2 separate regions of the Homo sapiens genome follow, and region 1 is linked to region 2. A link is a loop called in an ENCODE intact Hi-C map of the cell type or tissue named here. Cell type or tissue: PC-9. All regions are shown on one strand. Each heading gives the region's core, and the rest is flanking DNA. Links, peaks and the distances in the headings are about the cores only.

The links. Peaks named below come from ENCODE experiments on the same cell type or tissue, not always from the same donor. Only the 100,000 strongest peaks of a DNase experiment are listed, where the experiment ranks them.
Region 1: a loop joins it to region 2, with 7 times the contacts of the local background. A loop is called at or near these places in 1 of 110 quality-filtered maps.

The regions. Positions count from the first base shown.
Region 1 is chr9:116,950,080-116,954,455 of GRCh38, reverse strand. All of the region lies in intron 10 of ASTN2 (astrotactin 2), which reads left to right. Among named protein-coding and RNA genes, the nearest start is that of SNORA70C, 230 kb to the left of the region's middle. In PC-9, for the core only: no CTCF peak of the experiment used is centred there; no DNase peak of the experiment used is centred there.
Region 2 is chr9:116,868,433-116,872,808 of GRCh38, reverse strand. All of the region lies in intron 10 of ASTN2 (astrotactin 2), which reads left to right. Among named protein-coding and RNA genes, the nearest start is that of TRIM32, 180 kb to the right of the region's middle. In PC-9, for the core only: no CTCF peak of the experiment used is centred there; a DNase peak (open chromatin) is centred at 1,978; H3K27ac peaks cover 1,139 bases.

The sequences.
Region 1 (4,376 bases), core at 95-4,094, 82 kb before region 2:
GTGTGGTCCTTGGACCAGCAGCATTGGCATCCCTTGCTTATTTGAAATGTAGATTATCAGGCCCCAATCTAGACAAACTAAATTAGAATCTGCATTTTAACAGGATCCCCAGGTGATTTAGTTGCACATTCAATATTAAGAAACATTTCTCCTGTATAACTAAGTAGCTGAGAACTTTGACTTCGAGGTCAGAGAATCCTAGCTCTGCCATTCACTAACATTGTGGCCTGGAGTAAGTTATATTCCCTTTCTAGTCTCAGTTGTTGGATATATATAATAGGGATAATGATGCTATATCATGGGATTGTTTTCAGAAATGAAATAAAATGAAACACCTGAATGCCAGCTCATAATAAGAGTTGAATAACAGGTAGCTGCTGTTATTAGAATCTCTGCTATTTTAAAAATAACACCAAGCCCTTAAAAAAAGATAAGAAAACCAAGCCCTGTGTAACCCGCCCAAGCTTACATGTCCATACATACATGGACAGGTCAAGGGTGTGAACTAGCACAAGGTTCTCTGTCTCTGAGCCCATTGTGTGACCCCTTCTACTCCACTGGACTTGATGGACAGATGACTGATGGATACAGATTGAGCTACAGCTCTGCCACTAATGAGCTAAATGACCTTGGACAAGTCTCTTATCTGCTCTAAGTTTCAGTTTTTCTATCCAAGAATGTGAGCAACTAACCTGATCACACTGTTGAGGCTTTAAACCATCAAGGATCAAGTGTTGAGCACATAGTGCAGGGCTTTGCACTCAGGAGATGCTCAATACAGGGAACCCATCTTTTTTGTTGTTGTTAAAAAAACAAAAAATCAAATATTCTTTAGGCAGCAGCTACCCTAGAGGACAATGAAACCTGTCAGCATTCTTGTTGGACAGCTGCCTGGTCTCTGTAATTCGGGTCCTAACCAGGAGCTAGAAAATTAACTTGGAAACTGAGGATGCAAAAATGAGTGTCTCATTCTGGGTTCCTCTGGGTCTCTCTGCCTTCCTCTGAGCAGATGCTGGGCTCCAGCAACACCTGGTACCTGCAGAACTCTCAGGAAATTGGCTTGGCTAGAATGTCTTAATAGCCTGCTCTCTAGCCAAAACAATTTGCAGTGGGAAAAGCAAGGGTTTAGAAGTCAAACAGATACAGATTCAATTGTAACTATAACACAACCTCTCTTTGTGGCTTTGGGCACCCCACTTAACCTTGTTAGGCCTCAGTTTCCTTATCAGTAAAATGTGATAATTACACCTTATTTTCAGTTAAGCCAAAGAATGATTCACTGCTGCCAAACAATCTCAGCTAATAAATGCTGTTATTTGCCTCAGTGGGTGGGGGAGTTAAAATCACAAACTGTCCTTTCCATAGCAGACATTTGCAGATCTATTGGGTCGGAGATGGAGAACTGGGAGTCTCCTCCACCCCTTCCTTTTATAATAGAGAAGCTAAGGAACAGAAATGACATGGCCTGGCCCAAGGTCGCACTGTGGGACAATAAGACGGGCCACCTGGATCCCTGTCAGAGGGTCTTTCACATTTTGTTAGGCTACATGTCAACAGCCCAGGTCAGCACAAATGTCCCTTGTTTTCAGAGTCACCGGTGGCTGAGCAGTAAGTAATTGGGCCCCTCCTCAAAGGCTGTAATCAAAGGCAGCCTTGAGCTTGGAGGCAGCTCCAACGGCGATTGCTCGGCTAGCTGAGGAAGAGGCTTGAGGCCAATATCAGCGGCCCTGGGCTCCTGACAGCAGGTGTGGATGATGAATGGGCAGCTTAACATGATGGAGCAAATTGATCATTTCATCACTGACCACAACTTATTCATTTCTGCAAAGACGGCAATTCATTACCCTGCATGTCACGCTGCCCATGTCATTGCCAGAGATAAAAGCCTGAGGCCTCACAGCCTGTGCCTCTCATCACATCTCACCTCTTCTTAAAGGGAGAGAAAGAATGCGGAAATTGAGAGCCAGATGCTCAAGGCTGCTCCAGGGCCCTTATTCTTGCCAGATCCTGGAGGCCATTTCTTCTTCACCAGGAAATGAACAGGAATGAACCCCAAGAGCTTCTAAGCCAATCAACAATAGCAAATGCATTGCATCTTTGAGGCCAGCCTTATACTCTCTGGAGCATAAGGCCGAGAAGGATTCTGTGGCTGCATGCGAGCCCAATAGGAATGAATGCCAGAATTGATTAGTCATGTCTATGGTAGGTCTAGAGTAAGTAGTCAGACATACCCCATGCATTACTATTCATAAAGTCGTGGTGGTGGTTGGGCTATTTTCTGCAACTCTCAAATCATGTCAAGTGCTCACTAGCATTAAGAATAAACTAAAAGGCAGTTACAAATACAGTAATGCAGTTATAATCAAGTAATGGAAAAGCTTACATATTATTGTGATTTTAGTCAATACAGTTGCTCTCAGCTATAGTGGCACAACCCACAGGCTTTGACCACATGAGTTATTGGGTAAGTCCCAAGAAATGTAACAACAAAAATAGTCACATTACTCAAGTTACTCTGATTTTTAGTATTTGAAACTATGGGGTTAGGTAAGTTGTCAGAAATGTAGTGCTAATAATAGTCTAATTACTCAAGTTTCAAAATATTTTGTCTTTTGGAGGGATTTTTTAAAATGCAATGGATATGACCTTAGAAGTAAAATAACATCTCCCACTTGTGTTTGGGGAATGTTACCTTGAGTGGAAGAGAGAAAAGTGAGATCATAGATAACTTGCTGGTGATTGCATGCTTACAGATCCCCTACTGATCTTAACCATGGTGCCTCCCATAGCTTCTGCCACCAAATACCAATACCACCCTCTCCTACTCATCTCTAGAGTGTGGCTTGCTTCCTATCTAAGGGAAATCTCTCTGCCTGACCCTGATCTCATGCACTTCAGTTTATTGAAGGACCTTGTTCTACTGATCATACCTTCCCTCTCCTTTATCTTTGTAGACTCTATTCACAGTCTATGCCAAAACCAAACCTAACTGACTTAACTATAAATGGGAACCAACTGTTCCACATGATTGGTGATGATGCTGTGTGAGAGATGGGCTCATACATGGCAGTATCTACAACCACAGATCTTTTTTTTTTTTTTTTTTTTTTTTTTTTTTGAGACAGAGTTTCACTCTTGTTGCCCAGGCTGGAGTGCAGTGGCGTGATCTTGGCTCACTGCAACCTCTGCCTCCCAGGTTCAAGCTGTTCTCCTGCCTCAGCCTCCCAAGTAGCTGGGATTACAGGCGTGCGCCACCATGCCAAGCTAATTTTGTATTTTTAGTAGAGACAGGGTTTCTCCATGTTGGTCAGGGTGGTCTCAAACTCCAGACCTCAGGTGATCCACCCACCTCAGCCTCCCAAAGTGCTGGGGCTACAGGCGTGAGCCATCACATATGGCCTAGTTCTCTCTATCTCTTTCTGTCTTATCTCAGTTCCCATCTCTGTCTTGACCACATTGTTTCTGTGTCTTCCATAGGTATGGGGCATGGGCACCAGGAGCTGTAGAGACACATTCTTACATCTTTAACATAAAGGAAACAGAAAGAATCTATCTTCCTCCATATGTTGTATAAAATTCCAAGGAAGGATTTGTTTTGTCCCAGCCAAGGACACTTACTGCAAAGGGGAATCAGGTGCTATGACTGGCCAGATCTGGCATGTACTATGGCCAGGAGGGAGGGTACTTACATATTAGTAACCTAATTTTCCCTATAGCCTTATGGAGTGAGAAAGAGGTAATTCTAGACATGAAAGGAAAAGAGAAGGGGGGCTGGAGGGTGTTTCCTGTTCCTACCAGAATAAGGTGGAAGGGAAGCTTGCCAAAGGAAAACTGTAACTTCCCATGACAAACTGTAACTTCCCGTGACAAACTTTAACTTCTCCTTCAGTATTTGCTATGTTCTTTCAGTATTTAAACATATCCAACCATATCTTTTATTAAAAATGAATAATAATTTGCAATAACAATAATCCTCTTAATCTTCTCCTCTAGTTATCCATTAATATATATCTCTCTCTCCCTCCCTCCCTCAGCAGCAAATTTATTAACTGACTACTTTCTTTTTGTCATTTCTGTTCCTTCATTTTCTACCCACTTCTCAGCTCACTGGAAAATTACTTCCTTTATCACAATGGTTCTTAACCTGGAACAATTTTTCCCACCTCCACCCCAAGGGACATTTAGCAATGTCTGGAAACAATGTTGGTTGCCTTGCCTGGGAGGGTACTACTGGCATCCAGTTGGTAGAGGCTATGGATGCTGCTAAACATCCTACAAGGCACAGAACAAACAATACAACAAAGAATTATTTTACCCAAAATACCAATGCTGGCAAGATTGAGAAAGCTTGGCCTCTTCTAGAGCTATCTCTTTCA
Region 2 (4,376 bases), core at 291-4,290:
ATCTCCTACCTCTAGGCCTTAGCATATTCTTTCCTTCTCCCTAGAATTTCTTTAACCCACTCTATTTATCCCCCTTTACCTAATTTCCACCCATCCTTTATGTCTCAGGCTCAACATTACCTCCTCCAAAAAGCCTTCTCTGAGCTCCTACTTCCAAGGTCTGGCAAGAGAGAGAGAGTCATCTTTGTGGTCCTGTGGCCTCACTTATCTTGCTAGCTTAGTGTTTTTCCTCCTGCCTAGCACAAGCTCTGTTACATCCATTCCTGTGTCTCCCAGGAACCCAGCCGAGTACCCAGAACAAGCCTAGCACCAAAGAAACATTTTTAACTGAGTAAATGGACCATGTGGGGTCTCAGATCTTTCATCCCTTCTCCTACATTGAGCTTCTCAACATTCTCAAGGCATGGTTCTTGCAACTTTGAGGGACTTTCAGATGATACCACTTATTACCAGCTGTTAGGCACTTACTGTGTGCCTGGCATTTGACACATTTGCTCCCTAATCTATCACTCATGCTACCTCTGCTAGTTAGGTATTAATATCCCCATTTTACAGATGAGAAAATTGAGGCTCAGGGTTTAAGAGACTTGCCCAAGGTCTCTGGATTACCTGAGGTCAGAAGTTCAAAACCAGCCTAGCCAACATGGTGAAACCCAATCTCTACTAAAAATACAAAAATTAGTCTGGCATGGTAGCACATTCCTGTAGTCCCAGCTACTTGGAATGATGAGGCAGGAGAATTGCTTGAACTGGGAGGCGGAGGTTGCAGTGAGCCAAGATCGCGCCACTGCACTCCAGCCTGGGTGAGAGAGTGAGACTCTGTCTCAAAAAGAAGAGGCTTGCCCAAGGTCTCATACTGAGTGAAGCTGGGATTCCTCCTCAGGGCAGTCTGACTCCAGACAAACTTGCCCTCTTATCTACTGTTCTACACTGTGGCTCATGCTATTAGGGGCTGAGAAGGCTCCCTAAATCCCAGGGCAGGGGGAGCCACAAAATATATGAAAACATGTATCTACATAAAAACCTGTGTATGAATGTTCATAGCAGCATTAGTCATAGTAACTGAAAAGTGGAAACAACCAAAATGTCCACCAACTAATGATAGAGGAATAAAATGTGGAATATCTATATAATGGAATATCATTTGGCAATACAAAAGGAATGAAGTAGTGATACATGCTGAAACATGGATGAACCTTGAAAACACTATGCTAACTGAAAGTAGCCAGTCACAAAAGGCTACATAATGTATAACTTAATTTACATGAAGTGTTCAGAGTTAGTAAATCTATAAAGACAGAAGATTAGTGGTTTCCCAACACAAGGGTCATTGGGAGGAAGTAGGCAGGGACTTATGATAGAGGCAGGGTTTCTCTTTGGGTTGATGAAAATATTTAAATATTGATCACTTAAACTGTACCCTGCTTAAACTGTACACTTTAAATAGGTAAATCATATGGTATGTGAATTATATCTCAACAAAGCGTTCTTTCTTTAAAATAAAAAAACTGAGCTGGATTTTTTATTTTATTTTATTTATTTATTTATTTTGAGACGGAGTCTCGCTTTGTTGCCCAGGCTGCAGTGCCGTGGCACGATCTCGGCTCACTGCAACCTCTGCCTCCCTGATTCAAGCGATTCTCCTGCCTCAGCTTCCTGAGTAGCTGGGACTACAGGTGCCCACCACCACACCCAGCTAATTTTTTGTATTTTTAGTAGAGACAGGGTTTAACCATGTTAGCCAGGATGGTCTCGATCTCCTGGCCTCAAGATCTGTCTGTCTCGGCCTCCCAATGTGCTGGGATTACAGGCGTGAGGCACCGTGCCTGCCCTGAGCTTGATTTTTATCAGTACATTGTCTTAGGTTCCTCCTTCCCAGGTAGCTCAGGAAACAAGGTTGTCGGCTATTACCAGAGAATGATTAATCTGCATCAGTGAGGGACTTGTCACTGTCTTGGCTTGGCATCATCCATTCACATCTCTCTATGAGTGACACAGACCTTTCCTGGTATTTATTAACAGCAGGCCATGTCAGCATCTGTTCCCAGCCACCCTGCCTAATGCTCACCCTGCATCAGGCTTGGGCTGACTCAGCCAAATGGAATCCAGGTGACGCATTTGTACTTTACCGGTCAGGTAATTAGGGGATGGCTGTCTCACCCAGTCTGGTGGGGTCTGGCTATCTCTGTTTTGGAGCCAGTATTAACAGAAAAAAATAATAATAATTTGTATGTCAGAGATAGAGAGATGTTTGGAACCTTTTGCACAATGTCTGGGTTATATAGGAACAGAAACAGCTGCTGGGAGGCCAAAGAAAAGCCATAATAATAATCAGCTCAGTATGTGGCATGCAGCAGGTACTCAGATATTTATTGAATGAATAAACAATGAATAAGTTTGCATTAGGTTTTAGAGTTTGGAAAACACATTTCTATATCATGTTATTATATCCTCATAGTCATCTACAGAGCTGAGAATTAGACAGATATTGTTCCCATTTTACAGATGAGAAGGCTGAGTTTCAGAAGATTCATGTAGGAGAAAGAATGTGGAGTTGGACCTACCTGGGTTCAACTCCTAACTCCAACACTGACTTCAGGGTTTTCACACCTAAAACAGAAAATAATTTATCTGGCTGTGTCTTTCTGTAAATACAGTATTTTTTATTTTTTATTTTTTTTGAGACAGGGTCTCACTGTGTCACATGGGTTGGAGTGCAGTAGCATGCTCACAGCTTACTGAAATCCTTGACCCCCACCTCCCCAAACTTGCCAGGCTCAAGCAATCCTCCTACCTCAGCTTCCTGAGTAACTGGTACTACAGGCACACACCACTACACCTGGCTAATTAAAAAAAAAAAAAAAAATTATAGAAATGGGATCCCACTCTGTTGTCCAGGCTGGTCTTGAACTCCTGGGCTCAAGCGATCCTCCCACCTCAGTCTCTCAAAGAGCTGAGATTACAGGCATGAGCCACTACACCCATCTTTAATACAGGTTTATTGAAACATAGCTACATTCATTCTTTTGCATATTGTCTATGATTGTTTGTGTATTACAAAAGCAGAGTTGAGTGATTGGGACAGAGACTGTATGGCCTGCAAAGCCTAAGATCTTTACTATCTAGCCCTGTACAGAAAAGTTTGCCAAGCTCTGTTCTGTAGAGTGGTTGAAAACCCTCTACACGGTTGCTGGAGTGTGGTAGGTATTTAATTAAAGTTGGTCTTTTCTCCTCCCAAATAAAGGCACAGATAATATGGAGAGTGACTTCATCATGATCCTTTCCCTAAGATTTTTCAAACCTTGTAAGGACCACAATGAAACATGAAGTGTCTAGAGTGAGAAGAGCCAGTGCAGTATTAGGAACACTTTGATAAGAATCAAGGACTGAGGTGTTTTATTTAGTCCTGGCTCTGTCCTACCATGCGAATGTGAGCACATTCCCCTGTGCCCTGTGGAATTGCATGAATTTTGTCCCCCAAAATTTGTGTTCACCAGAAATTCAGAACGTGGCCTTATTTAGAAACAAGGCCTTTGCAGATATAACTAAGAAAAGGTTATAACAGATTAAGGTGGACCCTAAACCCAACTAATGCTGTCATTTTTTTTTCTTTCTTTCTTTTTGAGACAGGAGTCTTGCTCTGTTGCCCAGGCTGGAGTGCAATGCTGTGATCTCGGCTCACTACAACCTCTGCCTCCCAGGTTCAAGCAATTCTCCTGCTTCAGCCTCCCGAGTAGCTGGGATTACAGGCACCCACCACCACACCCTGCTAATTATTGTATTTTTAGTAGAGACAGGGTTTCACCATGTTGGTCAGGCTGGTCTCGAACTCCTGACCTCAGGTGATCCACCTGCCTCAGCTTCCCAGGGATTACAGATGTAAGCCACTGCACCCAGCCCAAATGGTGTCATTTTAAAAAAAGGAGAGGACACACAGACACACAGGCAAGAAGGCCATATGATGATGGGGACAGAGGCAGGAGTCCTGAAACTGCCAGCCAAGGAAAGCTAAGCATGGCTGGGAGCCATGGGAGGCTCTGAAGAGGCAAGGAAGGATTCTCTCCTTGAGCCTACTGAGGGACCAGGGCTCTACCAAACCCTGATTTTGGACTTCTGGCCTTCAGAATGGCGAGAGAATAAATTTCTGTTGTTTTAAGTCACCTGATTCATGGTACTTGTTATGGCCCTTCTAGTAAACTTAAACACTATGCTTTCCCCTTCTATTCCTGCATGGATTGAGGCTATTGTGGACCACATGCATGGCCCAGGAATCAGGCTGTGGGAGGTACACAAAGAACTCTCAGGCTCTGCCCATTCTGTCCTCCTCTGCTAAGACAGAGAGATTGAACACACATTCTTACGGGCCTTACTGTTAG